Regions from separate parts of the Homo sapiens genome. Here region 1 is linked to region 2. The links are chromatin loops, found by intact Hi-C in ENCODE. Cell type or tissue: dorsolateral prefrontal cortex. All regions are shown on one strand. Each heading gives the region's core, and the rest is flanking DNA. Links, peaks and the distances in the headings are about the cores only. Region 1 holds the start of LOC124902262 (a long non-coding RNA gene). Region 2 overlaps TTLL11 (tubulin tyrosine ligase like 11).

Evidence for each region. A loop is a pair of places that touch in the nucleus more often than their neighbours do. Peaks named below come from ENCODE experiments on the same cell type or tissue, not always from the same donor. Only the 100,000 strongest peaks of a DNase experiment are listed, where the experiment ranks them.
Region 1: a loop joins it to region 2, with 3 times the contacts of the local background. A loop is called at or near these places in 5 of 110 quality-filtered maps.

The regions. Positions count from the first base shown.
Region 1 is chr9:122,080,981-122,083,904 of GRCh38, forward strand. The region is part of intron 1 of TTLL11 (tubulin tyrosine ligase like 11); the gene reads right to left. LOC124902262 (a long non-coding RNA gene) reads left to right here and starts at 2,408. Exons shown (of 3, transcript XR_007061755.1): 1 at 2,408-2,616. In dorsolateral prefrontal cortex, for the core only: no CTCF peak of the experiment used is centred there; no DNase peak of the experiment used is centred there; H3K4me3 peaks cover 197 bases; H3K27ac peaks cover 2,500 bases.
Region 2 is chr9:122,015,776-122,018,699 of GRCh38, forward strand. The region is part of intron 3 of TTLL11 (tubulin tyrosine ligase like 11); the gene reads right to left. Among named protein-coding and RNA genes, the nearest start is that of TTLL11, 76 kb to the right of the region's middle. In dorsolateral prefrontal cortex, for the core only: CTCF peaks have their summits at 1,239 (motif pointing left) and 1,438; a DNase peak (open chromatin) is centred at 1,196; H3K27ac peaks cover 903 bases.

The DNA of each region.
Region 1 (2,924 bases), core at 333-2,832, 65 kb after region 2:
GAAAGAAATGCTTCAACGTGAAAGCAGTCATTCCATCTCAATGGTAGGACTATAAATGTTTTAAAAATATTTTTTCCAAATTTTTAAGCAATGTACAAGGATTATTTATATAAGTGAGAAATGTGCTTTTTAAATAAAACCAACGTCCAGGCTCAAAGCCCAGTCCTGCACTGAAGGACTTATGTAAACACTAACTGTGATGTTCTTATTTCTAAAGGGGCCAGGAACTCACGCTCTCTTCAGAGGAGCAATACGGTCCACTAGAACAAGACCTGGCCTACAAGCCAGGAGAGCCAGCCTCTAGATCTAAGCTGTGTGTCTCTTAACACCTCTGAAGAGTGGAAGAGTTGAAAGAGAACAAACACTGATTGCGTACTGACTTTGCCATACATGTTACCTATATGATTAACATGGAATAACCCCCTAAGTACCATGATGCCCCATGTGACAGAACTAATATGTGGTGGGGATTCAAACCCAAATCTATAGATGCAGGGACATCTGTACAACAGAAATAATGAAATCTACCATACTTACTGCACAAAGCCAAAGTCATGTTAGATAAATCTATGTGAAAGTTTCATATAAAATATCCAGTTCCATGGATATGTAAAACTCTAAGCCTCTCCACACAATCTCTTAATTCACTGGGTATTTCACAGCACCTGAAGGCAGAATTCTGTGTTTCTTCTGCCTTCTTGAGCTAACAAGTCAAAAGTAATTAAGGACTGTTTTTAGTGAATGAGAAGAAGAAATTTTTTAATTGTAATGTGGATCATGCAAGGCAAATGATTATTTGGTAGACATTTAAATAACCAACAGGGGGAAATATTTACAATGCATATGAGATAAAAAGTAACCATAATATTTACAAACCAATGAGAAAAAACATAAACAAAACAATCCAAAAGATAAAATGAACAAAAAATAGATTCAGTCATTTCACAGATGAAGCAAGACAAATGACAAATTAACTTATGCAAAAAGTTTAACCTTGTTGACAATCAGAGAAATGTAAATTAAAAGAACACATTTTTACCTGTCAGTCTGGCAAAGATACACAAGATGAATAGTATACAGTATTGGAGCAGATATGCAAAAACAGGCAGTCTCAAACCCTGCTGAGGGCAATTTGATAGTAACAATCAAAATATAAAGTACATATGCCCTTTCACCCAACAATCCTAGGAATTTATTCTACAGAAGTATTTGCACAAATACACACTTAAAATGTCTGAAAAGGCCAGGTGCAGTGGCTCACGCCTGTAATCCCAACACTTTGGGAGGCCAAGGGAGGCAGATCACTTGAGGTCAGGAGTTCAAGACCAGCTTAGCCAACATGGTGAAACCCCGTCTCTACTGAAAATACAAAACAGCTAGACATAGTGGCACACACCTGTAATCCCAGCTACTCTGGAGGCTGAGGCACGAGAATTGCTTGAACCTGGGAGGCGGAAGATGCAGTGAGCCAACATAGTGCCATTGCACTCCGGCCTAGGTGACAGAGCGAGACTCTGTCTCAAAAAAAAAAAAAAAAAAAAGAATCTGAAGAGTGATGTTTATTGCCCCACTCTTTGTAATAGCAAAGAAAACACATAGAAACAACATCCGTCAATAAATTATGGTATATAAAATGGACTATTAGGTTGTTAAAATGAAATGAATCTATATATATTAACAGAGAAAGATGTATATGAGGTACTGCTAAAACAGCAGTTGCCAAACACTATCTACGTGGTATAACTGCAGCATTTTAAAAAATGAAATATCTGCTGGGTACAGTGGCTCACACCTGTAATCTCAGCACTTTGGGAGGCTGAGGCGGGAGAATCACTTGAGCCCAGGAGACTAGCTTGGGCAACATAGCACAATGCTGTCTCTACAAAAAAATATAAAAAATTAGCTGGGCATGGTGTGCACCTGTAGTCCCAGCTCCTGGGGGGCGAGGGTTGCTGAGGTGGGAGGATGGTTTGAGCCCAGGAGGTGGAGGCTGCAGTGAGCCGAGATTGCGCCACTATACTCCAACCTGGGCGACAGAGCAAGACCCTCTCTAGAAAGAAAAAATAAAATATGTGTATATTTATATTTATATACAGTATATATTTGTATCTCTACATATGATATCATGATGGTAATTAGCACAGTTTACCAAATAGCCTGATTCTCCTCTTTACACCCTCATGGTGGGACTGCGCATCCCCCATCCCTCTGAGGTTAGCCATGACCATGTAACCTGCTTCAGCGAATCAAATCTGAGCTGAAGTGATGCATCACTTCTGGGTAGACGTTTTAAAAACCAGTGCAAATTCACCACCACATGCTCTTTCCCTCCCTCAGTGACTCATGAAAGCAGGTGTCACAATGGGAGACCACGATCTCAATAACCAAGATGATGAGAGACCCCTGCTCCCCAACCCCACCAGCCCACATTGAACCCAAAGCATGGGCAAGAAATAAACTTTGGTTGTATTAAGCCACTGCTATTTTATGGTTCTTACCATAGCACAATTTAGCCATCCTGATATGTACAAGAATAAGAAAAAAATCTGGGCCAGGCACGGTGGCTCACACCTGTAATTCCAGCACTTTGAGAGGACAAGGAATGCAGATCACAAGGTCAGTAGTTCGAGACCAGCCTGGCTAACATGGTGAAACCCCGTCTCTACTAAAAATACAAAAATTAGCCAGGTGTGGTGGCATGCACCTATACTCCCAGCTACTTGGGAGGCTGAGGCAGGAGAATTGCTTGAACCCGGGAGGCAGAGGTTGCAGTGAGCCAAGATTGCATCACTGCACTCCAGCCTGGCTGACAGAGCAAGACTCTATCTCGAAAAAAAAGAAAGAAGTCTGTAAAGATACATATCAAATTGGGATTCTGGTGTCACCTCTCAGAAGTGGAATTAGAGGGGAGGATGGAAAGGGAG
Region 2 (2,924 bases), core at 127-2,626:
GCTAACTTTTGATGACTAAACTCAAAAGAGACAAAAAAAAAAAAAAAAGAAAGAAAGTAAACCACAGCATATGTATATTAATTTGCAACTCAATTTGGCAAATATATTTGAGTTCCTACTGTGTGCCAGGCACTGTGATAGGCACTGGGGAGATAATGATGAATGAAACCCATCTGGTCACTGCCTTGTGGAACTTACAGTAGGAGGGAGAGGTAATTAAACAGGTAGTCACTAGACAGTGTAATTAGCATAAGTACCATGAAAAGAAAAACAACAAGGTGTTGTTGAGAACTTGCTCCAGACGTCGGGGGCAGAGTAGGCTTTATAGAGAAAGTTAAAGCTAAGCAGGGGGTCCGAAAAACTAACAAAATTGTCAGGTGAAAAGCAGCAGCTTGGAAGTGGCAGTGGGGTGCAAAGAAAGAAGATGGGTGCTCCAGGCAAAAAGAAGGGCAGTCAGAGGTAAGAGAGGTCTTGATGCCATTGAGTATCTAATAAAAGGTTAAATATGGAAGGACCCAGGAGGAAGAGTTCAGAAATGGGGACAAGCGTAGCTGCCGAGGTTGGCAAGGGCTCTATAAGGCGTGTGCAGGAGTTTAAACTGCATCTTTTTGATAAACCAGTGGGTTACCCAAAGTCGGTCAAATCAGCACATTGTCTACAGGAAGGAAAATGATGTGACTAATAGATTTACCGGAAGGTTATTTGATAAATGTGGAATCAGGACAAAGAATATACACTTCACACTGCAAGTTTTCTTTCTGCCTTGACTCTGACCCACTTATAATGCCACATTTTCCTGGTTCCTAAACCCAGCGGAGGACGTTGTTCTCTGGGGGTTTTTGCAAATAATGCACTTCATTCAGCCTTGAGGAGCTGAATCAATAAACACTAACTTGGGATGGTAACTGGAGAGGAAAATGGAAGAATCTCATGCTTGCTGCTTCCCTCCAAGAAACTGCAAAACATTATTGAACAGGTTTTTGGCTATATTCAGTGAAAAATTCTTCTGCTGAGAAATACAAACTCTTTCACCATAATAAATACTGTTTTGATAACAAAACTGTACTTTTCTCAAATACCCAGATGGAAGACCATATGCAAAATAAACTCTAAGGAATTTTTTTATTGGCCATCTGCTAAAATTGGAAAGGCTGCATCCGCCTCGACTCTTCACAAAAATTTTCACTGAGAATCCCACTCGCTTCCGCCTGGTGCCACCTGCTGATCACATTTGAGTACCGGTTTTGCAAATGAAGAGCAGGGTAACATGGGTCTCCCTCTTTCTTTAATGAAATAAACTTAATCCTAATTAATGTAAGAAATAACCTACAAAGTGTCAGGTTTTCCGTTGTTTTACAGAAACTCACACTTCTTCCTGTTGTTGCCAGGAACCACAAAGCAAAGCCCCTGCATGCACACACCTCTGAGACCTCACTTCTGAGGCACTGTCAGGACATTGTTTTACCCTCAGGATTAAGTGCACTACCTCTAATAAAGCCCCGTGTTTGGCTTTCACCCGTCAAAAACGTCAATGCATTATATTCTTTAGTATGTCAATTCCACTTTGAGATATCTATCCAAAGGAGATGCTGGCACAGGTGTATAAAGATACCTGTGCGAGGATATTCCCTTCAGCATCATTTGTTGAACCAAAAAATATGAGAATATCTCAATGTTCATCAACAACAGGGTGAGGCTTTTTTTTTTTTTTTTTGAGACCCACATTACCCAGACTGGAGTGCAGAGGTGCGATCTTGGCTCACTGCAACCTCCGTCTTCCTGTTTCAAACAATTCTCCTGCCTCAGCCTCCCGAGTAGCTGGGATTACAGGCACCCACCACCATGCCCAGCTAATTTTTGTATTTTTAGTAGAGAAGGGGTTTCACCATGTTGGCTAGGCTGGTCTCGAACTCCTGACCTTGTGATCTGCCTGTCTTGGCCTTCCAAAGTGCTGGGATTACAGGCGTGAGCCACCGTGCCCAGCCAACAGGGTAAGGATTTTTAAAGTCATAATGCATCTATGCAGCACTGGCATGGCGAGATGTCCTACGCACATTCAATGGGAGAAAATGAAGGCTAAAGAAAAGAATGGATAGAATAATCCCATGTTTTTAAAGAAAAAAGAAGCCTTTTTAAAGAAAAAACAGCTCTGTGTGTTATAGCTATATTTGTTTATACACAGGAAAAGGTTGAAAGGATACACACTAAACAAAAGCAATTTCTGAAGAATGGGGACTTTTTTCTACTTTTTACTTTCACATGCCTATACTAATTGAATTTTTACTATCAATGCATTGTATTAAAACAAAGGAGCTACTAAAATAATAATGCCACTTTTTTTTTTTTTTTTTTTTTGAGACAGAGTCTTGCACTGTTGCCCAGGCTGGAGTGCAGTGGCTCAATCTCCACTCACTGCAAGCTCTACCTCCTGGGTTCACGTCATTCTTCTGCCTCAGCCTCCCGAGTAGCTGGGACTACAGGCGCCCGCCACCACGCCTGGCTAATTTTTTGTACTTTTAGTAGAGACGAGGTTTCACCGTGTTAGCTAGGGTGGTCTCAATCTCCTGACTTCATGATCTGCCCGCCTCGGCCTCCCAAAGTGCTGGGATTACAGGCATGAGCCACCGCGCCCGGCCAGTAATAATGCCATATTCTTAAAAAATCAGGTTTGCAGCTAATAAAGTGTTTCATCATCACATGCGATGAAATGTGATGCTTTGCTTCAGAAGCAGGAGACATGGCATTCATTGCATTTCATCATCACAGACTCACTGGATGCTCACTTGCTCTAAGGCTAGGATCACTTTCATATTCAAGAGATGAAGAAATGGGACTGAGTCGAGGAGAGGGAACCAAGATCCTGTAAGGAAGAGATGATGGTGCCAGGGCGCTCCAGCAAATGACTACTGTGGGGTTTTCAGAGT